3 separate regions of the Mus musculus genome follow, and regions 1 and 3 are each linked to region 2. A link is a loop called in an ENCODE intact Hi-C map of the cell type or tissue named here. Cell type or tissue: left cerebral cortex. All regions are shown on one strand.

The links. Hi-C counts contacts between places; a loop is a spot of excess contacts. Peaks named below come from ENCODE experiments on the same cell type or tissue, not always from the same donor. Only the 100,000 strongest peaks of a DNase experiment are listed, where the experiment ranks them.
Region 1: it touches region 2 in a loop (3-fold over the local background); 15 of 42 quality-filtered maps call a loop at or near these places.
Region 3: it touches region 2 in a loop (5-fold over the local background); 18 of 42 quality-filtered maps call a loop at or near these places.

Annotation. Positions count from the first base shown.
Region 1 is chr6:56,795,919-56,803,918 of GRCm38, reverse strand. Kbtbd2 (kelch repeat and BTB (POZ) domain containing 2) reads left to right here and starts at 6,106. Exons shown (of 4, transcript NM_001362210.1): 1 at 6,106-6,460. Gm10209 reads right to left here. Exons shown (of 2, transcript XM_030255710.1): 2 at 5,493-6,672. The coding sequence ends at 5,875. In left cerebral cortex, a CTCF peak has its summit at 3,514; DNase peaks (open chromatin) are centred at 5,749, 6,148 and 7,033; H3K4me3 peaks cover 2,775 bases; H3K27ac peaks cover 2,601 bases.
Region 2 is chr6:56,920,038-56,928,037 of GRCm38, reverse strand. It overlaps Nt5c3 (5'-nucleotidase, cytosolic III), which reads left to right and starts at 4,106. Exons shown (of 9, transcript NM_026004.3): 1 at 4,106-4,366. The coding sequence starts at 4,229. It also overlaps a transcript of Vmn1r4 not described here. In left cerebral cortex, no CTCF peak of the experiment used is centred here; a DNase peak (open chromatin) is centred at 3,953; H3K4me3 peaks cover 1,942 bases; H3K27ac peaks cover 1,753 bases.
Region 3 is chr6:57,532,497-57,540,496 of GRCm38, reverse strand. Ppm1k (protein phosphatase 1K (PP2C domain containing)) reads left to right here and starts at 5,010. Exons shown (of 7, transcript NM_175523.5): 1 at 5,010-5,217. In left cerebral cortex, a CTCF peak has its summit at 4,797; DNase peaks (open chromatin) are centred at 4,897, 5,307, 5,741, 6,014 and 2 more places; H3K4me3 peaks cover 3,219 bases; H3K27ac peaks cover 2,672 bases.

The sequences.
Region 1 (8,000 bases), 120 kb after region 2:
ATAACTCCTTTTGTTCCCACATCCACCTGTGAGTTGACATGTTTCCACCTTTCGGCAGTTGTGACTAATGCTGTTATGAATATTGGTTTACAAAAATGTGCTCAGGTCAGTGCTTTAAATGATTTTCGGTGTGTATTCCACAGTAGAACTAAGACAGAGAAAATGACATAACTTTCTCCAACGGTTTTGACTCATTGTTAAACACTATTAAATACTGTAAAAGCATTGTTAATGTTTCAGGTGTTGGTTTTGTTTTCACACTGAATCTTGCTATGTAGCCCAGGTTGGCTTTGAATTGTCATTGACTTTTGTAGTGGGTTGGATAGGTTTGGCCCCCATAGACTCATGTGTTTGAATATTGTTGGCCCGGGGAATGGCACTATTGGGGATGGCCTTGTTGGAGAAAGTATGTCACTGTAGAGGTGGGCTTTAAGACCCTCCTCCCACCTGCATGGAAGATAGGCTTCTCCTGTTTGCCTTTGGAACAAGGTGCAGCACTCTCAGCTCCTCCTGTACCTGGATGCTATGTTTCTGCCTTGATGACAATGGACCAAACCTCAGAACCAGTAATCCAGCCGGATTAAATGTTGTCCTTCATACAACTCTTCCAGAGGACCCAAGTTTAGTTACTAGTACCTGCATCAGGTGGCTCCCAATTACCTATACGCCTACCTCCAGCCAATTCAAGGTGATTTGCTTCCTCAGGCACCTGCTTGTATGTGTACATACCCACATACATATAATTTTAAAAAATAAAAATAAAGATTTAAAAGCCTCTGTTGAAGTTGTATGTGTGTGTGTGTGTGATGTTGTGTGTATGCCATGTGTGAGTGTGTGCGCAGGTTCATGTTCATGCAGAGTAGGACACCAGGAATCTTCATATCTTCCTCCGTTACTCTCCTACTGCCTCAAGGCAGAGTCTCTCACTGAGCCAGCAGTTCTCAGTGGTTTTTTGCTAGAGTAGCTGGCCAGCAAGCTCTCAGGATCCACCTATTTCTGCCTCTCAGTGCTGGAAATACAGGAGTGTGCCTGACTTTTTATTTGAGGATTCAAACTCAGGTCCTCTTCTTTGAAGAGCGAGTGCTCTTACCCATTCGTCTATCTCTCCAACCCCCCAGGAATGGTCTTTTCTCGTCTACGTTTGATATTTATTATTAGATCATCTTGAGCTGGTAATATGAAGAGGAGGAGATAGGGAGAAATGGGAGTAAAATAGGAGCAGCCAAGAAGGCAACAGTGGCAGGTTTGTGGCAGTGTTCAAGAAGCAAGCTGCCACAGAATGGGGAACATAGGCTGCAGAGGCTGTGAAGGGCTAAAGACAAGAACTTTTCATTCTTTAAATGCCAAGAGTCCCTACAACCCAGGGAGAGAGCTGTAATACAAGAACCAGAGGGTCCCAACACCTAAGGCTTATCTAGATGCTGTAACATCAGCATGCATATCTGGTTTTGCCAGCCATTGCTGGAAGCCTAAGATCACTGCTTAATGTTGAGGAAGCTGGCAATTAAAGCTCAGAGAAATAAGCCTTCCACTTGCATTCCTAGATCCCTAAGTCTCTAGCTCATCATCCAGAGTAGAAGGATGCTGGAGTGGTGAAGTGGGAGTGGGTGGGTAGAAGGATGGGGGAGCACCCTCATAGAGGCAAAGGGGAAGGGGGAGAGGGCAGATATAGAAAGGGGTAACTGTGAAGGGGGATATTATTTGAGATGTAAATGAATGGAATGATTAATAAAAAAATTAAATTAAATTTTTTAAAAAGTCATTTACCACATGCTACGCACTATTAGCATTACATTAATAATATAATTGTTTTTTATGTTGTTATACAGTGTTCTTATATAATCATAAGGTATAGATTTTAAACCATTTCATGATCTAAATCTATCTTGTCTTGAAATGTTGTCATTCTCATAATAAACAAAGACCTTATCCACTCAATAAATATTTACTAGCATCTAGACCAGTGGTTAACCTTCCTAATGCTGTGACCCTTTAATACAGTTCCTCATGTTGTGATGACCGCCAGCCATAAAATTATTTTCATTACTACTGCATAACTGTAACTTTTCTATTCTTATGAATTGCAATGCAAAAAAAAAAAAAAAAATCTGTTTTCTGGTGGTTTTAGGTGAAAGGGTCATTTAACACCCCACCAAAGACAGCAACAACCCACCTGTTAAGAGCCCACTGCTCTAGACAGTACTATACAAAACTGGAAAGTCAAACCCAAAATGGTGGTTTCTGCTGTAATAGAATTTACATTGCAAAATCATGTTAGAGACAACAAAAGGGTAACAAGTGCAAATGAAAACAAGCAAGATCAAAGCTGCCAGACTCACTCCAGTATCTGTGAACTGGATTGATGGCACAAGTCTGAAACTCCAGCACTTGGGAGCCTAAGCCAACTGGATTCAAAGTTTAAGGCCAGCCTAAGTGCTCCACAGTACTCAGAGCAAGCCCCTGTGGCTGAAGCAAAGCCATATGTGTGCCTTGATTCCTGCTATATAGGTTCTATGTTGCCCAGCCAAACTTCAAGCTTCTAGGCTCAAACTATATTCCTGCTACCCTCCAGAGGAGACAGGAGAGAAGCAAGCCCCAATCTACTTGAACGCCCCCCCATCCCCCTTTGAGAATAGTACACTGTAGCCCAGGGTTGCTTAGAACTCAATAGAACCTTGAATTTGGGACAGTTTTCTTGCTGCAGCCTCCCAAAGACTGTGATTACAGGTATGAGCCAACATACACATACTATAACCGACTTATTCCTCTGCACCTTCAGAGCACCCTGTGCATATTGCTTCTATAGAACTTGACTCACAGTATTTGGATCTTTCCCCCCGACACATCCATTCCCCTATGAGACTTTTTTTTCTGGTTTCCAGGGTATAAAATATTTTTTGAATGCATGATGTTCACTTTTGAGAACTTGAAAAAATGTAAATGTAATTTTATATGTATAGATGTGCTACATCCACTCCAGTGAAGCCTAGAGGCCTGGAAGCACTCATGAGGCAAAGAGTTTCAAGGAAACTATGCCTCCTGGAACCTTGGCATTCCCATAACCCATATACTCATACGTTATCCCCACGTTAGTATGGTGTATGCTCTCTTTCAGTATTATTTTATTATAAGTGCCTTTAAAGATTGAATTTTAACATAGGTGAGCCTCCATCAGTGTTCCAGAAAATCCTTGAAGCCCACCAGTTTGGAATTCAGTAGGAATTCAGTGAGAAGGTTACCTATTCAGTAACATTCAAATTTACTTCTAGCAGAGACGGGAAAACTAATTATGCATTGCAAAGAACGGAGCTAGAATAGCTCAGGGCTAGTCTGCAGAGTGATTACTTGGGACAGTAGCCAGTCTCACCCAAACAAGGAAATACACAATGGCCTAGTGAATAGGTAGGTTTACCATGAAGAGTGAGGGAATCCCCCAAGACAGGTTTCTTCATGTGGCTCAAAGAAACAGCATAAATCAGGCATTTACTAAGAACCCCTAGTGGTAGGCTTAACAATAGACTAGCATTACACCTGGCTCCCTTCTTAGTGGTAAACACGGCCTGGTCCGTGCCATCTTTTGATGTATACATTCCTTTTGTATTGTGTCACTGTAACTTAGTGGATGTGTTCGCCTGGTTTCTTGTTACTCTTCTGTATAAAAAGTTTGATGCTCGATTTGACAAATTACACTCAGAGTCTTCACACTCTCTTGTGTCGCTTCTGTTTGTCACTCACAGACTCTATGCCCATCTGTCCGAGACTCTGATTTGCACGGATTAAGGAGGGCCCACTGAGCCCGGTCTGTGGCATAGATGTTTTGCTTGCATGCATATCTGTGTACCACGTGAAGAATATTTAAATACAGTATAATTTGGGAGAGAAGTTTTTTTGGTATAATACAATCCTGGTGTCATCTCAGATCAAGATAGAATAGAGGTCAACAGGCTACCTCCCCTAATGATGGGTCTATTAATTAGGAGCTAAAGATAAAAGGTTTAGGGGTGAAGAGTCTGGAATAATTATTCTGAGGGATTTAGGTGAATTCTACCTCTACAGAGAGCAAAAGGTTACCACATGTTAACAACACCCACTCTCAGGTTTTTGGATAGGATGCAAGTATTTTACTTCCTCCATTGTGGAAATACCCTGTATGTTTAACATTCCTGGTTTCCCTGGTGCTTATTTGAAATATAAGGACTTTTGTGGCCCCCAACAATGTGGATGCTGTGAATTGAACCCAGGTCCTCTGGAATTTAGTGGTCTTAACTTTAGAATCATGTCTCTAGCCCCACATTTTGGAGATTTTTTTTATTACAGATTCATAAAAAGTATAAAAAATATGAGCCCATGATGGCTCAGCAGGCAAAGAAGCCTGCTCTCCAAGCCTGGCAACCTTGAGTGCCATCTCTGGAAGCCACACAAGGGTGGAAGGAAATCTGCAAAGTGGTCCTCTGACTGCCACACAAGTGTGGTGGCATGAACACTGACCTCTCAAGAATCACATAGACACACACACTCACATACACGCACACACACATACTCACACACACACACACACACACACACACACACACACACACACATAGCATAAAAAGTAACAAAAGTAGAATGTTCTTTGAAAACCCCTCTAGTGACTTCCCATCTTAGATAACTATAGTATATTATCAAAACTATGAAGCTGGTATTAGCAAAAGCAATTAAATAGACTAAAAACCTTATTTGGACTACATCATCTTTTATATAAACGCTACTTTCTTTTTTCTTTTTTTTTCTTTTGTTTTGGTTTTTTTTTTTTTTTTTTTGGCAGGGACTCACTTACTGGCTGGCTTATAACAAGTAACTTGCTATTTAGACCAGGCTGTCCTTGAATTTATAGAAATCTGCCTACCTAACTCTGGCATACTGAGATTACAGGCCTATGCCACTATGCCCAGATTAAACTTTGTAAACTTTATCGTTATTGGGTCGTGACCTAGGAATTCCATATTCACGCAGTCAAGATGAAGAGCAGTCCCATTAACTACAAAGAAGTTCCTTGTGCTATGTGCTAGGTGTTCACAACGACGTCGGTCAACTAGATTTTCTTTGTATTATTTCAGGGAAGCAAAATTAGAGTGGATAGATACATTGTATACCAGCACGGTTAACTATATTTTCTTTGTATTATTACAAGACAGCAAAATGGAGTGGATAGATACATTGTATTTGAGAGCAGACAAGATTTTCTTTGTATCCTTACAGGGAAGCAAGATAGATGCATTGCATTGTAATGCTCTGTAATGCATTCTGAGGGCCTGTTAACCCCCTCTACCAAACCAGCACTTTTAAATAGTCTGGTGTCGTTCATGTGCTCCTGTTAAAATTTGAACTCACTATTTAGCGAAGGACAGCCGGGAATTCCTGATATCCTTTCTCTAGCCTCCTGCCATCTGGGATTAGAGGTGTCTGTCTCTTTGCCTAATGCTTTATATGTGGCCATTCTTATTTTCAAAACTGGACTTGTTCTAACAGTTGAAGTTAGGAAGTAGGCAATTCTGAACGTTTTTTGTTTCGTTTTCGTTACATGTATCTTTAGGCAAATCTATAACATTTTTGCTTGCCAACAAGTCTCGCAGACCACAGGCACTTGCTACTTCAAGGCTTTGCTTTGAAATCTGGGGCATGGAGGGTGTCTGCTGCATTGCAGTAAAAACTGGCTGGAGGCATCATTTGTGGAGACCGTCCTCTGCACCCATTCGCTTCCAAACTGCGGGTTATCTCGATGGTGCCAATACTTCCAAGGCCTTAGCAAGCGGAACTTCTGAAAGCGATGGAGGCTGGAACTAAGGAAAGCAGCCCATATAGCAAACGGTCCAATGTCCTCCTCCCCTAACTTCAGCTTCCCGGGGTGCAGTGCTGGCCCCCACTCTGGCCCAGCCTGCAAATGTCTGTATCTCGGGTGGACACCTCAAACACGAACAACTGCGGCTGCACAGAAGTCCAAGTGCCGCTGAATAGAACTTTGGGAACTGATTTTTCTAGGCCATCCCTGAGGATGGGTGGCCGGCGCGACCCCGCTCTGCTACGCGCACGCGCCTTAGCAGCCCGGGAAGCCCGGACCCAGACGCCAGCGTCACCTCGCGCCGCCTCCGCCCTTCCTGCTTTCCGTTTCCTTCCCGCGCCTGCGCGGCTCCGATTGTTTTGGCTTTCCGGTGGGGCAGAGGAAAAGGGCGCGGTGAGCCAGATGAAGGCGGGGTCCAGCCGCGGGCACCCGGGAGCCCGCAGAGCCGCTGCTGGAGCGGGCGCGGGCACTGGCGCGGGCGGCAGGCCGTGACGGCCCAGCCCAGGAGGCGCGAGGAAGCGGAAGCGGGGGCGGAAGCGAGCGGCCCGGATCCCCGCAGCGCCACGCCCCCGCCGTGCGTGCGGCCGCGTGAGTGCAGCCCGGCGGAGCGGCGCGGTGAGCTGGGCGACCGGGGACGAGGTGAGCCCGGCCGGGCGCGAGGCTGGCGGGCGGCCTTTGTGGCCCGGGGCGGCGGCGGCGGCTTTCAAACTGGGGCGCTTCCGCCGAGCGCGCGGTGTTTCCGGCGCGGCCTTGCGCGAGCTGCGGGGCTCGGGGCGGCGTCCTTTCTGAGGGAGAGCTGTTTTGCCCGGCTCGTGTCGCGGCCGCCGGAGAAGGGCGACCGCGTCCTTGCCCTTTTTTTTTTTTTTTTAAAAAAAAAAAAAGTATTATTATAATTCTTTTTCTTGGCACATCGGCAGTAACCAAGAGTTAGCCAGGTTAGCCGGGGTCCTGTTGTCCTCGGCCTGCTTGTGCTCTGCTGTGGGAAGGGGAAGCTGCACTTTGAAACCTGTTTGCTTTAGACGGAAATCATGGGTTGGAACTGGACGCTAAGTCGGCCGACTGGGCGCTGCTGTCGTGTGCTCTCCCCCACTTCCCGCCCCGCCAAGCGCCTGGCCTAGTAGCTCTTAAGATTCCTTTTTTTTATAGCTACCTAAAGGAAAAGGGATGCGTATTCTCCGGGCTGTAGATCTCTAGAATTTCTTTGGTGGCCTCTCTTTAAGTTAAGCAAGGAATTAAGATAGTAAACTTGAAAGACTTTGCTTTGTGAACAGCTATATCAGCTTTGTGAAAACGAGGGGGGAAAAAAAAGACAGTGCTGGTCACGTGTTGTTTATACATGAATCTGTAAGTCTGGCTCACTGAGCAGACACTGAGGAACGGCCCTATCAGCGGTGTGCTCTGACTGAAATTATATTTTCTTCCTGTGAGTTAATACAGTTTATTTTAGTTTCTTCATTTCTTTGGAGTTGTGAATTCTTCCCCAGATTTGAGTAATATAGACCAGATCTTTTGCAGGTGAGAATGACTTCGTCTAGTCAGACTGTGGATGAAGCTTTTATTTGTAATCTAAGATCCATTTGAAAAGCCAAGTCAGTTGTTTTTCCCAGCCTCTGTGATGTGAAACGTTGCTGTTCGTTTCGTCTGTCTGATAAGGTTATGCCTTTCTGCTTTGCTCTTTTGTTGGTTTAACGCTTTTCTAGGTTCCTTTAGATCAGGGCCAGAAATCTTAAGAGAGGGTATATAATTCTTGGCAACTACGGCTTTTCCGTTGAGCATTCTTTGTATGTAATCCGTGTGTTTCCACACTTATTTCCTCTCTTCAGATAAGTACTGTAATTATTCTCTATTTTATTTCCATAAGTACAGTGCTGTAAAATATGCTAACTTTACAAATACTGTAAGGAGGTGACAGAAATAATAGGAGTCGTAGTAGTTATTAGTGAGGCCACAGTAGAGTTTTCTTTATTAGATAGCAGAAATAGTTAGCATTTCTTAAGTTTCTATGCCTTGAGTGATTTAGATGTTTAAGTTCCTAGAAACCTGATTTGTCTCTTGAGGTAGACTGTGTTAATAGTGTAACGCAGGCTTGCCTTAAAGTCCTGCTTCAGCCTGGGGTTTGCAAACTACTACTAGCATGCCGTGCCCTATTGACTGCAGTCTTGAAAGCCAAAAGATACCT
Region 2 (8,000 bases):
TTAAAGAAAGAAGAGTTTATACTTGATTATGGTTCCAGTAGAATAAGAGTCCTCATGGCAGGGAGACATGGCAGCAATCAGCAGGCCTGGTAGCCTCAGGAAACTGAGAGATCATCTTCTCAACTGCAAACATGAAGTAGAGAGCATGAATGGAATTATGGCCAGTTACACACTTCCTCCAATAAGGCTGAACCTCCAAAAGGTTCCACAACTTCCCCAAACAGTACACCAACTGGGGACCAAATGTTAAAATACAGGTGCCTGTGGAAGATTTTTTCCACTCAAACCACCCCACAAGGCTACTACATATTAAGTTTTAAAAAGCAGTTCATCAAGAATAATAACAGTTGTAAATAAATACATCAATATCGAGACATAATTTCATTTTAAAACTAATGGTTTTGAAGGTTATGATAGGTCCTGATATCATAATACTGGATAATTTCAATACCATATACTAATCCCTATATGGGTCATTCAACAAGCAAAAATTAATGGAGAAATCGGGGTTAAATTATACCATAGATCAAGTGGACATGATGGATATATACAGAATTTCACATCCAACATATATACAGAATACATATTCTTGTTAGTAGCTACTGGAATCATATCTAAAGTAGAACACATTATATAGGTCATAAGGTAAATAGGTAATGGGTCATAAGGTAAAATTGTCAAAGATTCAAAGTAATCTCTTGTATTTGATGATGTAATTGCACAATAAAACCAGAAATCACTTGAAAACAACTACAGAAACTAAGCAAATGTATGGAGTCAGAATTACACATTGTTGAATGTCCAGTGTGTCTTTGAAGAAATCATGGAGGACATCTAAAAGTTTCTTGAATCCCATAAAAATTAAACCACTACTTGTCAAAATACTTGGGATATGAAATTAGCTCTATGAGGAAAGTTTATAGCAATAATAAATAAAATAATAAAATAAAAAAGCTCTCAAGTAATATAGTCATGTACCTTAAAATCCTTGAAAATCAAGTGCAAGCAAAAACCCTAAAAGTGGTAGAGAGCAAAAAGAATAACAAAGATTAGGGCAGAAATTAATGATACATAGACAAATGTATTCTTTTGCACTATAAACAAATTTAACAACCCCTATTCATACTAACCAAATAAAAGAGAAAAGACCCAGATCAATACAATTAGAGATGAAAACAGGAGGTTACTACGGAGCTCAGAAATCAATCTAGAGGTTTCTCAGAAAATTGGAAACAGATATAGCAATCCTGGGCATATACCTAAAAGATGCCCCACCATGCCACAAGAGCATGTGTTCCGCTGTTTATAGCAGCCTTATTTCTGATAGCCAGAAGCTGGAAACAACCCAGATGTCCCACAACAGGAGAATGGATACAGAAAATGTGGTTCATTTACACAATGGAATACTATTAAGCTATTAAGAACATCCTGAGTTTTGCAGGCAAATGAATAGAACTAGAAAATATCATCCTGAGTAAGGTAACTCAGACCCAAAAGCACATGCATGGTATGTAGTCACTAATAAGTGGATATTAGCCCAAAAAGTACTACATACCAAGGATACAATCCACAGAACTCAAAAAGGTTAACAAGCTGAAGGGCCCAAGTGAGGATGCTTCAAACCCACTTGGGAGGAAAAAGAAAGCAATCATGGGAAGGAACTGGGTGGGAGAGGCGAGGAGGGGAAAAAGAATATGATCAGTACTGGAGGGAACAGAAATGAAGCCCTGAGGGTCAACAGAATGAAAGGAAACAGTCAACCTTGGGAGGTAGGAGGTGGGAGGACCCTTTGGAATGTACCAGAGACCTGGGAGATGATAGTCTCTCAGAACTCAAAGAGAGGGACCTTAGATGAAATACCCAACAATGAGGAAATGGAGAGATGAAGGGATGTTGTTGCCATCCCACAGTCAAAAGCTCTGACCCAGAATTATTACTATCTAAAAGAACTACAGAGATAAAGGTAGAAAGGAGGTCCAGTGACTGGCCCAAATTGGGATCCATCTCAAGGGGAGGCTCCAAGACCTGACACTATAACTGATGCTATGGTGTGCATAGCTGTCCTCTGAGAAGCCCAACCAGCAGCTGACCAAGACAGATGCAGATACTTACACCCAAACATTGCACTGAAGTCTGAAACTCCTGTGGTTGAATTAGAGAAAGGCTAGAAGAAGCTGAAGAGGAGGGCAACCCCATAGGAAAGCTATAGATATAGATATATAGGTACATTTTTAGAGTGCTTTGCAAGGGCCCCAGGGATAGGACAGAGAACATATGACACAGAGAAAAACAATCCTTAGCTTTAATTATGATGACAATCAAGCCATATCACCTCAAAGTATGATTAAAGGAGATCAGACTATGCCATAGGGAAACAGGCTACTTTGGTACAACAATTATTTTGATCTGAAAGATGCTGAGAACTATTCAAAGCAGGGAAAGCTCTTTGAAGAATTTCCCTTAAATTCGATAGTCGTTTGTGTGAGAATGCCCCCCCTAGGCTCATACATTTGAGCATATGATCTCCAGTTGGTGGTGCTGTTTCAGGAGCTTTAGAGGTGCAGCCTTCTTCGAGGAAGCATGTCTCTGGAGCTTTGCTTTAAGGGTTTGAAGACTGTCCCACTTCGTTTGCTCTCTGTACTTTGTGCTTATAGTTGAGATGAAAGATGTACCTCTGTTACCATGCCAGCAGCCTGCTGCCACCTGCTGCCATGCTGACCCCACCATTATGGATTCTTGTAAATTCTTTCTTTCTTCTATAAGGGGTCTTGGTCATGGTGTTTTATCACAGCCACAGAAAATTAATACAAATTCCTTATAATTTTAAACATCTCTAGTGTAGAAGAAATACACATTTAAACAGAGAGAGAGAGACAGAAACAGAGAGAGACAGAGACAGAGATTGTTGAGATTGTCATTAGTAAATGTATCAGGTCAAGAGCTTCTCCAAACAGAATTGTTGAACTTGAGGGTTGGTAATAGGCACCCTATCGCTGAGCTCACACCTTTATCCCCTGGAAAGATTTTCATCTGCACAAGGCAACCTTTAGTCACCATACATTTCCCCTCCTGCAGACTCCAACTTGCTCAAGAATGTCAAATATAATACATATTCCTTTCAGTAATTTAGGTGGTATATTTCAGCCTCAATTTTTGGCCATTTCGTTAAGGCTTTGACCCATGGCCCTGGTTAATCAGCCACTGTACTCCGAGCAATCCTCCTGCCTGAGGATCCTACATGCAGGAATCAGAAGCATGCTCCATCATGACCAGCTTGAGTCTCATATTTCTGTGGAACTTCTGTTTGCACAATGAATTGTTCTACTCAAGATAATGTCTATGTCAATTTGCTTTAGACCAGCTAATAAAAACCTAAAACAGAAAAATAATTCTTTCTCTCCCACGGCTTTTCATTCTTAACTTCCTTCGGTTGCATATATCAGGCAGAGAGAGACAGTCTCGCCAAGCAGCAGCCCAAACCTCACAGAATCGGGGGCGACTCTCCTGAGATTCTCTCTTGCACCTCATCACACCCCACCCACTCAGCGAGAAGCAGAGTAAACTACATGAATCCCTTGAAATATACTAAGCAAGAGAGAACAACGTTAAGTTTCTCTGCACACGCTCCTAAGGAAAGTAAGCTAAAGTTGTAGGTAGACTGTGACTGAAAAGCCCAACAGCTGACAGATCTCCCAAAAACGACTATATCTAGGCCTTCCAACCCAGGATGCTACTGCGCAGGTCAGACGCAGCGCCGCTGAGCCTGCTGGGTGTCGTAGTCCATGAAGGCTAGGACGAGGCACAGTTTCTGAGTGGGTGGCGGGTGAATTTTCTCACACTGGGGCAAGACTTTGTTTTCTCGATGTTTCTGGTGCGATCTTACTGTGGACTATAGGCACAGCATAGCATCCGGGTCACCAGGATTCTGGGTTACAGATGCACTACTTGCATTTAGTAGCTAATTACAGTTGTTTCCTTCCGGGTCCTTGCGGCGTTTCCTGAAGTCAGGGTCAGAGGAAGTCCCGCCCCCACTATAAGGGCGGGATTCCGGACGCGGACCTCTTAGTCTCCGCCCCGTCGTCCCCGCCCCTCACCTCTTCTGGGCGGGGCCTCCTCGGTTTCCCCCGCGCGGGGCGGGGCTCCGGGGAAGTGTGCGGCTTGCGGCCGCGCCCCTGGGCTCGTACCCGCGGATCCCGGGCTTCCGCGCCGAGAGCACGCGGGCCTGTCAATGGACCGCGCGGCCGTGGCGCGAGTGGGCGCGGTGGCGAGCGCCAGTGTGTGCGCGGTGGTAGCAGGCGTGGTGCTGGCCCAGTACATATTCACCTTGAAGAGAAAAACGGGCCGCAAGACCAAGATCATCGAAATGGTGAGTGCGGGAGCATCGGCTCGCGCGCGAGCAGCCCAAGTGGCGTGGGCCGGCCGCGGCCCTGCGAGGGCAGCCTGCACGCGTGCTGATGCTTGACAGCGTTTGTTTCAAAGAGTGGAGAGAATAGATGCTCGGAGATAACTACCTCTTGCTGCAAAACCCGTTTCTCCAGAGCTAATCTCCAGTTGGCAACCGCCTCCAAGACGTGCAGCTAATCCGATAGTCTCTTGTCCAGGAGTCGGTTGGTTGGTTGGTTGGTTGGTTGGTTTGTTTGTTTGTTTTACATCATCGGGGCTGCCTTGGCTTACGTTATGAAAAGAGCATTTTCAGTGTTTTTTTAGAAATGCCAATATTGAAACAGCTCGATTATTTGAATGTTCTTCCTTGTTTTATGTTCCAAGAAGTATTCATGTGTCAGTCCCCCAAAACTCTTTCCTAAATCCTAGAAATGTACTTTTAAGAGTTAATTGCAGTCTCGTTTAAATTGTTTGTCTCAAGAATTCCATTTGAGGTTTGTTTTAAGGCGATTTGTTGATCCCAGAATGTCTGTTTCATTTAGGGTTGTTTTGATGTTACTGTTGTTCCATCTGACTTGAGCATGCATGGTGAGTGTGACTTACTTACTGGAGTACAAGTGAGCATCCAGAACTAAAATATAAAGTTGAGAAACTATTTCTATTGAAACTAATATTTTAAGTGAATTCCTTTATTCCTGGGTTATTTTCTTTATATACCTCTGGTTGCAAACATTTTGTGTGAGAAGTTTTGCCTCCCTCCCTGTCTAGCGAATTTACATGGCTTTATTTTGTTCCATACTCAAATTTTATAATTTTCCATCAGTGGGAAAAAGCTGATTTCGCTGTCTTTCTCTATGTACTTAAACAGTGGGCTGATTTTTCCACGAAATCTTAAGGAAGAGTTTTACTTTCATTGTATAAAGTACTAAGGGACCAATAATGCCAAATATTTTTTGTTTGTACTGTACAAGTCAGTCTTTATATGCATTGTTTTAAACTATGCGTCAGACCCCCTAATAGTTTTTCAGTAGAAGATGTAAAAGAGTTTAATATTTTTACTTTTATAGTTTTAGCTGATTGTTCCTTTAGATGGGAGAAATATTTGGATGACCTGAAATATATATTCCGGCCCTTGTTCTCTCTCTTTATAAGTCATGTTTGGGGAGTCCTCTGTACCTGTCTCCACCCTCTTCCTTCATAGAATGTGTACAAACCCAAGGATACCCACTGAACATTGCTGTTCTGATCACAGATGGTATATAACTACCTAACCAAGGTAGGCTAGGAAAAAATGACACCAGTTGCGTTCTGGGTGATGGTGTTTCTCTTGCCTCAGCCATCTCAGTGCAAGATTACATTCCTGAGTTACCCTGGCCATCAGGACATTTTTAATTGAAAGGCATTAGGGATTTGCTAGTGAGCTATGCATGCCATAGTGGAAATGTCCAGTAATGTGGCAAACTAGATTCCCAGAGAAAACCAATCAAAAGGTACACTAGAAGTATTCAGAGAGATAAGACAAGCCATTTAGTGAAGTTGGCTGGCACTTTACAATTTAATTATCCTGGTGTGTACTCCCTGAATCTGTTTTAACGTCTACCCGTACTTACACACATGGTCTATACTGGTATAGACCCCAGGGCTTTACACCTGCTAGACAACCATACCTGCTTCGTCAGTGCCCTCCTAGCCCATCCCCTTTTAAGGCAAGGTCTTTCTGTAGTGAGAAATCTGGAGTTCTGGCTTCTTTAAAAAACATAGAAATACTATAAAAATATGTTTTCATTGTAAACCCAAGTGTGAGCTATGGGTCTGGTTCAGAGTGTCCACGGCAGCTGACTGTGGTTTGCCGCAGGCTCTAGTAGGGGTGCGCTTTTTTCAGCTGCAGATTGTTTCTGTGATGGAGTGACTTCTGGAATTCTGGGGACTTTTCAGAGGGTATATAAATGTGAAGGCCCAGAGAGGCAGGGTGGGTTGTTGTTAGGTTGTTGTTGATTGGCTGTTGGTTGCTGTGGGTCGCTGTTTGTTAAATATTTGGCGAGAAGAAGAAATTAGATATCCTGATGGTGAAGATCAAACTTGCCCCTAGGAACTCAACACCCCTAATCAACAGGATGCAGTCTAAGGATAACTTGTCCCCCTTCTGGCCCCTGACTTCATTCTGGGATCTCTTTCCTTTCCTCTCTATCCTTTTTTTCTCTCTTATCTGATGTTAGGGAGTAAGGGTAGAAGAAAAAGGATGGAGAAGGGTGAAAAAGAGAAGAGCCCACAAAGTATCCAGGAATAGCTACATCTTTCTGAATCCTGTGTCCATGCCTTGAATTCGCCATCCTTCCTGTGTTAGGATGGCAGCCATGTGCCACCACAATCAGCTCCAGATTTCTCTTTATCGCATCTACAGTCTCTTAAGATTACTGATTAATTTGTCATAATCAAACCCTTTCTCTAAGAGTTTTATTTTAGAACAATATGGATTTACCGTAGTATGAACGAGTGCTCTCATATATCACACACCAGTTTCCCTTGTCATTAATATCTTGTGTGACTCATTTGTATTGATACATTATTAAATGCACTGCCACCCTTTTCAGATTTCCTTCACGTTTACTTATGTCCCAGGAGTTTCTCTTGGGTATCACAACACACTTAGTCATCCTGGCTCCTTGTTGTGGCCTTCACAGTACTTCTGAGTACTGTGCAGCTCCTTATCTTACCCCACTCTGGTCCAGAGATTAAACCCAGGGCCTCTTCACAAGTGTTCTACCCGAGACTCACACCCCAGCCTCCTTATCTTGTCTTCACTGGGCATGTTCTCAAACTTCACTTGTTTGAAGTTTTGGTATTTTGTAGAATGGCCTTGGTTGCGTTTATCAGGAGCTTTTCTCACGATCGTCTAGAGTTTCTCGGAGGATGACTAGTGTGAAGTGTTACTTTCATCACACAGCAAGGGTGCACGCTGTCATCCTAACCTCTAATTTGTAAGCTCTGCTTGAAGAATATTTGTCAGCATTCTCCACGGTCAGTTATTTTCTGTCTCCTCCTCCATCCTGTGCCCTTTGGAATGAAGTTAGCGGAAGAAGTTTGCCTTTACAGTACGGAGTTACAGTTCAGTGCTTGTGGTTAAAGTGACTACAAGAACTGTTTGGGATTATTCTGTTCTGGAAGCTTGTCTATCCTCCCTTATTTACATATCAGTACGGGCTCATAGATATTTATTTGGAGTCATAGTTCAGTACTACTTTATCTGTTGCTAATATTGATCCCATCTGACCAGAGAGCTCTGTTGATTGGGTCTATGTCTTTTCCACATTCTCATTGAGTTCATAAATGTTTTCCAGCTGAAAATAAAATCCTGGCTGCCCAGGACATGCTGTGTCAAGAGTGAGCAAGGCTAGACTCCGTGTTTGGATTGTTTTGGTTTGCAACAGGATCTTGTTCTATTGCTTATACCAGGCTCAGCCCCCTGGACTGAACTGACCCTCCAACCCTATCTTCTCAGTTAGCTAGGACTTAGTGTGTGCAGTATTACCTGGCACAGAGGTTGTACAGATCACAGCTCATGTGTCACATCCTGCCTAAAGCCTCTCTTTAGAACTGTACTACTAGTGATCTAAAAG
Region 3 (8,000 bases), 610 kb before region 2:
CCATGATTCTAACTGTTGCAAGTGCTTACTCCCACTGTGCACTGAGCAAAGGTTCTCCCTTAATTGATATTTCCCTTACAGGCCTATGAGGCCTCATTCTGTCAACCTCATTTTAACAGACAAAGCACAGACAGGTTAAGCCACTTGCCTGAGATCGTACTGTTCGTAGATAGTATCATAACTTTCAGACCGACTTTTTTTGTTTGTTTGTTTGTTTTTTCCCAAGACAGGGTTTCTCTGTGTAGCCCTGGCTGTCCAGGAACTCACTCTGTAGACCAGGCTGGCCTCGAACTCAGAAATCCACCTGCCTCTGCCTTCCGAGTGCTGGGACTAAAGGCGTGCGCCAGCACTGCCCTGCTCAGACCGACTTTTAAGTATTGTACTATTCCCTTTTCAAAAAGATGAAAACTGAACTCATTAGCACTTTGTGTTTTAACTATTCTTGTAAACATCCTTGCCCCAATGGTAATGCATTTATTATTAATTATTATTATGTTGTATCAACTTTTACACTTCACACAATAGCTCTTGGTACAGTCAGTGTTATCCTGATTTTCCAGATGAGGAGATTTTTGACAGAGTAAGAAGTAAATGATTTGATGTAGGCCTTTTGAAACTGAGGATTTGAGTCCCGGTCCAGTGTCCAAAGCTCATTTCTTCTACCTTTCTGTACATGGTTATTGATGCTAAATACTGTAAAGATGTTCCTGCTAATATTTAGTCTTATAGATCTTACATTAGTTTAGCCAGAGTTGGCTTTCTGTTATGCTTTGTCCCTTACATAAAATACATCATATAGAGCATACGTTTCTGACCAGTCTATGCCTCTGGAAAAAATATAGAATGTAAAGAATGGAGGAGACTGCCAAGGACCAGCCTTGCCTTGGAGAGGGGTTCTGAGAGAAGGGATGTCTGGGAATCGTGAAAACAAATGACTCCAGGTCGAAGCATGGTCCAAGAGGCTTGAGATTGCTCTCTCTCAGTTCTGCTTTCTCTGGAAATCTCCAAACAACCAGCTCTCTCTCTCTCTCTCTCTCTCTCTCTCTCTCTCTCTCTCTCTCTCTCTCTCCCTCTTGCTCCTTCCCTCCCCCGTTTCTTAAACACACACACACACACACACACACACACACACACACACACACAAGCCCAGTCTTTATATATCAATCCAGTCATTTACACCAGGTTCCCCTTTGATCATCCTATGAATCAGCATCCCTCCAACAGCAAGCACATTTTTTTTTTAACATTGTAAATAAATTTAGAGATCTGCCCTCCTCTGTTAAACACAGATGATAAGCTACCCGGTGGGTCCCCACCTTGAATTTACCATTTCTACCACTCCTCTGCCTGGACCGGAACTCCCTCTGTTTCAGGCTAATCTTGAACTCAGGAATCTGTGTGACTTTGCACGCAAAAAACTTAGCTGGGTGGGATCTCCTGGAATCATCCCTCTCTAAACCGACTTCCTTCCTTAGTATCTTTCTGACAAGTTGGCTTACAGTGCAGCTGCTTTGGTTTCTTTAGATTTGTGAAGCCCTTCATATAATTCAAATTACATCATTATATTTTTGAGAAATGTTTTCGAACCCGTGGTTTTAAAATTCTTTTCTGTAGCCTTAAGGGCTGCCCTGAAGGTCCCAGTGTTTACCATTTTACTGAGACATCAGCCACACCTTCTCCTCAGGGACTCGAGCTATCTCTGATTATCATGGATCATTAACATTAACAAGGAAGACATTCCTTGAAGGAGGAATGTAAAATATGTATGTTATTATACAGAGACAGCAGTTCACTCTCACTTAGGCCCACATCCTGTTGACCCTGTCCCGGGAGCCAAGTTATTATAATCCCATCAAAGCCATAGCAGGAGAAAAGAAAGAGGGAAAGAGGTGTGCAATACTACACTTTGCAGCAGTTCTCAGCCTTTGGGTTGTGACCCCTTTGGGAGTCGGACGAGCCTTTCACAGGGGCCACCTAAGATCATCGTAAAACACAGATATTTACATTATGACTCATAACAGTAGCACAATTAGAGTTATAAAGTAGCAACAAAAATAATTTTATTGTTGGGGGGGTCAACACAACACAAAGAACTGTATTTTAGGGTCACACAGTATTAGGAAGGCCGAAAACCACTGGAATATTCGGCTCTGCTGTGTTTAGCAAGGAGAGAGAGCCCTACTGAAGCCTGCAGCTCTGAAATGGGGAAAATAAGTAATTTGGTTCAGTTAGAGTAGAATATAACCATGCCTGTGAGATGAGTTCTATCAGATTTGCCTTCGGGCAAACTCTTTCCTTAGAAAAGGAGATGAAAACCAGAAACGGATGGCTTTGCAATTCTGCTTGTAACATGGAATTAGGTAAAGTTACCTTTAGCCTGTTTGAAGTGACTGATACACAAAGCCTTTTGCCAGAAGGCTGTTTCCCAATGGAGCCCAGGAGCAGGCAGAGTATACTGTGAGGTTACTGTAGATAAGGGTCATAGTGACCTATCGCTCACTTCCTCCTCCTAAATTCTCCAGTAAGATTTGTACGTTAGGAGAGTAAAGTCTCTGTCTACAAGCTACTATGACTGGATGGATGTGCCCTGGACCACAGGAACTCGCTCCCTCTCCTTTTCTTGTTGAAAAATACCAAAGCAATCTGCAAGAGAAAGAGATCTGCTGAGATCACAGACTGACAAAGGCCACATTTATACCTCTTCACATAGCACAAAATCATCATCAGTCCTAAAAACAGAACAGGCAACAAATCTCACCAGAAAGTCTATAAAAGAAAAGGCCTGGGTGTGTAAATGCTTCAGAATTAGGTGGTGCTGTTTCTGCAGTGCGTGTAGGAAAGACATCAAAGATGCTCTAGAGAGAAAGGCTCTGGGCAGTACTGCATAGTGAATATGAGTTCAGTGTCTTCACACTTACCTCTCATGAGAAAGAAGCGGAGAGCCTGGCTATGAAGAGAGACATAGCCAAGTAGTCCCAGTTCAACCTCTTGCAAACTAAGTGCCTCAGCCCACTTTTTCAGTCTCTTTATCCAGTTTCCTTAGTTACAAATACAAATGATAGTAATTAATTTTCTTTGTTTTTTTTTAAAAGATTCATTATTTTTAATTATGTCTATGGGTGTGGTCAGTGTGTAGGTATGTGCCTAAGAGGGCTGATGTCCTTGGAGGCCAGAGGCATTGAACCCCCAGAGTTATAGGTTATAAGCTGCCCTACACATGAACTGGGAATCAAACTACAGCGTTCTGGAAGAGTAGTATGTGTTCTGATAGCAACATGAAAAAATACATCTTACACATACGTTGTTGAACCAGAGAAGCCAAACAAACAAAAAGTATGTGTAGGTTATGGTTTAATACATACCAAGTGTAAAGACAAAATTAATCTACTGTGTTAAAAGTCAGCGTGGAGGCTGCCCCTGGACAGAAGCAGTAATGGGATGCCCGGCAGGATGAAGGGTCCCTTGGGGACTAAAAACATTGTTTCTTGATCAGGTGCTAGATATAAAGTCAGGCTGTATGTTGTGAAGATCTCTTGAGCCACACTCAATATGCACACTTTTCTGTCTATATGCTGGATCCGGTAACAATTTCAAGAGCTTTATGAAAATTGATTCTCTATCCAACATAAGCCATTGTTAGATTTAGTGAGTCACTAACACAAATATCACTGTCGAAACATATTATTATTAAATGCACTGGGTCTCCAGATGCTCTTGGACCAGGAGGTGCAACTAGGCAACACAACTTAATTATTAATTTTAAGAATATTTTTAATTAAAACTTATTCCATACATGCATTTTGAGCAATTCTTTCCCCTTCCACAATTCCTTTCAGATCCTCCCCACTTCCGTACTACTCACTCAACTTTATGTATGTTCTCTCTCTGTCTCAAAAAAAAAACCCAAAAACAAAAAACAAAACAAAAAAACAAAAACCCAAAATCAAAACAAAAACAACCCAATTAAGACTTAAAAAGTGGAGGTGGGGGGAGCTGGTGAGATGGCTCAGCGGTTAAGAGCGCTGACTGCTCTTCCAAAGGTCCCGAGTTCAAACCCCAGCAACCACATGGTGGCTCACAACCATCCGTAATGAAATCTGATGCCATTTTCTGGAGTGTCTGAAGACCGCTATAGTGTACAGTGTATAAATAAATAAATAAATGAATATTTTTAAAAAGACTTAAAAAGTATCAAAACAAAACCAAAACACGCACACATAAAAAATCATGGAGTCAATTTAGTGTTGACCAGTATTCCTGTGCATGAAACCTGCCCGGGAGTGTGCTGATACAGCCTGAAAGGCATCTGCTATTGTCTTCTGCTCAGATCCATCCTGCCTTGACTAGATTCAGCGCGGTAAAATCCGCTGCCCAGTGTTCTCCAGCCACACCTGAGCCGTTCCCTCTTTAGACGTGATTTGTCTTTTACTGTTTATTTGTTGGCTTGCTTCCTCATCTTCCTTATTAGACCGAAGGTTCTAAAGGCAGTTATCTGATTATTTGAATCAGTTTGGACCCCCAGATCCAAGGCAATGCTTCCTTCAAAAGACGGAAATCTTTTTGGCATGCAGGATAGTCGCGAGCCATCCCAAGATGCCTGTTAATGCAGTCCGAAGAACATTGGTTTGTGATTTGTCAAAGAACACTGGATGACGTACAAGTGCTACACTCAAGCAAAGCGTGGCTGTCCGAGTCTCGATTTCTTGGGTCAGAGTTAAGATAACTTTGGCAGAAGTGAAACTCCCTCCTCCAGTGGCTGGCGAAAAGCAAGGTCCCTGGTGCCTGATTCGAGGCCGCCAGGCCCATCAGGAGGGCGGGGCGCCAACGTCGAACAGCTACTGGCCCACTTTGACGTCGCTCTACGGCGTTTAATTGGCAATCTGAGAGGTCAAATTGCCTGTGCAGGAGGCTCGTTCCTATCTAAATCTGTAATTGGCTCAGATTGAGGGCGGGCAAAGAGTCTTTCAGAGCACCAACTGGCTAGTGTTGCTGTCAATCATCGGAAATACACTCCTCCGGGTCTCCATTTGGCCAGCTGCGGTTGATTTTTTTTTATTTTCCGAGAATTTCCAGGAGTGGAAGAGACTGTGGCTTCCCTAATTGCTTGTTCTGGAGATCATAATCAACAGAGAAGTCAGTCTAGTTTATCATCCAAGAAATCCTTCCCTTCCTTCCATTAGCCAATTAAGAAATTTACAGACACCTACCCATCACAAGGTAAGAGCCTAAGGAGTTTAATTCGCTTATTCTCCTAGGTTGTTGACGAGACATTGGCGGTCTCCGGAGGTCCCCGGGAAGGCGAAAGAGAAATATGAAATGAGTTCCTGCAGCTTACTCTGTCTGAGACCGAGTCCCACGCGCATCTCTCTGGGTTCGATGTGCTCCCTTTTTCTGGAAGTGGAAAGCAGCTGCTCTCGCCTAGGCCCACGGTGGCTGCGCCCGAGCATCCGGCTCCCCCAAAGCAGCCTTGGTCGGCCTTGAACTTGACCTCGGGCTGATAGTGAGCCCCAGGGAAGCAGGGATAGAAAGATGGGCGGGGTCCCAGGGAGAGAATGAGAAAGCTAGCAAAGATAACAGAACCCTGATTCACTGCAGCGAGACCCTTTGGTGCGCTCCTGCCCGCGAGAGCAGGCATAGCTGCCTAAGAACTTGGGATGCCAGATCTCAAGAGCTCAGGAGAGTGTTGTCCTGCCGCGTCCAGCTTCGTTCAAGGCCAGCAAACCAGCCCACGATTCTATCCAGCCCAGGCTTGCAAAGGGACTGGTGTAGAGAAGGATTGCGGAGCCCTGGTCGTTTGGATCTGAGAGCTTGTGTTTTGCTTTGCTAGGAGAGCACTGTATCTTAGGGGCATGTGGCTCCTGGCGCAGGTTTTCGCAGACGCTTTCTGTAGATGAGAGAATTTACCCGGAGGAGACAAAGATTGAGGCTCTGGGTAGAAATAGCTAGGAAATTTCGACTCTCAAAAGCTCCACCGGTTTTCGTTGTAGGAGCTGCAGGAATAGAAACTGCGAAGCCCCCAACCCCCAATGTGCATGTCAACCCGGCAGAGCAGATGTAGCCTCTGCTGGACCTGTGCCCTGGTGAGGAAACCTGGGGCTCTCTTGAGATCGAGATCTGCAGGGCTTGGCGGAAGGGGCTGTGTTGCCCTTCTAGTGTGTGTTGGAACTTGTGGAAATTGGAAACCAGCTCACCACACTGTATGACAAATGTCATAAAATAGGAAGCTTTGGATAATGGGCTCTTGTTTATAATTGTTTTTCTTGCAATCCGAGTCTCTTTTTCCTTGTCTACATCAACCCACCCCCTTCACAGAGTTGAGTAACACTTACTTTTCAATACTGTATTCTCACTTCGCCTATGAAAACAGACTCTCACATACAACCGAAGGGAGTTATTGACCGTTTTGTTGTTTTCTTTTCTCCAGTAAACTAACATTTCCTTTCCTCCTAAAAGGCGATAAAGGCATCAAGAGTGCGGATTTCCTAAAATACATTTCTGAGGTTTTCAGATGATTTTAGTTGTTTATTGGGGTGCACTGGGGTTTTGTTGTTGATGGTGGTAAAGAAATTTGGAGTTTAAGAGTGTTAAAAATCGGGCCGATGATGTTGCTTGACCACTAAAGGCCTCTGCCTGCTTGCACTGGCCTGCACTTCCCCCGGGCTCACATACATGTATGTATGCATACATACATATCAAAAATTATCTTGTGTTTCCATTATGGAAAAATACCAAAGTGCCACTTTCTAGTTACCTCACCAGCTTCCTGGAGGGAGGAAACTCCAAGCCCTCTGCTGACTGCCAGAACCCTCAGTCAGTTAATCCTGCCGAGTTCTTGTGTAAAGTGATAATAATAAACTTCCCCTTTGAATAGTTTTTGACATTCAGATTCCAGTGCCAAAACCTGCTATCGAGATAGGACTCCTTTTTCCAAAAATGAAATTGAAAAAGCTCAGGGGTTAAACTGCTGAGCAAGTAAAACATCTGAGAAATATGAAAAGGAAAGTTGGTGCAGTAGTCTTGCATCTGCATGTGTGGGTCCTTGTGCTATGAAATCAAATGGTGACTGGCAAACTTCACAAGGCCCATGAGTTGAGACTGGGTGTTAAGTAGTCCAGACTGGGCATTAACTCCTGATCCTCCTGCCTCCATCTCCTAAGTGTTGGGAATCAAACTCCTTTGGCCTGAAGTTGTTGTTCTGGAAAAGTGGGTTTCACAGTACTGTCTTGAAGATGATCTCACAGCTTCTTAAACTTTTGGGGCTGAAATTTCTGCTAAATGGAATTACTTATATGGCAATAACATTGTTCTAACATTGCAATTCTATTTATTTCTTTACTTCTTAACTTGTCAGTTTTAAAGTATCAGGTTGAGGAGGAAGATGGGGAGAAAGACATAGTCACACAAATCAGGAGGAAATGGTGGAAAAGGCGTATTTTCAGAAATTTATAATAGAGAACATAATCTAGAATGCATATTTTTAAAAGATTTATTTATTTTATGTATGTGAGTACAAGGTCCCTCTCTTCAGACACAACAGAAAAGGGTGTCACAGATGTTTGTGAGCCACCTTGTGGTTGCTAGGATTTGAACTCAAGACTGCTGTCAGTGCTCTTAATCGCTGAGCCATCTCTCCAGCCCCTAGAATGCGTTTTTACTTTTGGACATACACAAACATATTTTTAAAGACTGATGTGGGGTTGGCGAGATGGCTCAGTGGGTCAGAGCACTGACTGCTCTTCTAAAGGTCCTGAATTCAAATCTCAGCAACCACATGGTGGCCCACAACCACCTATAATGAGATCTGACCCCCTCTTCTGCTGTGTCTGAAGACAGCAATAATGTACTTATTTATAATAATAAATAAATTAAAAAAAAAGACTGATGTGGTTAAGTTGTGATACATTTTGTTTTGGTTGAGAAATAAGAAAGAATTTGAAATAGTTCGGGCAAGATTACCATTTTTCCTTTTATATACAATTACCAATATATTTTAGATTGGT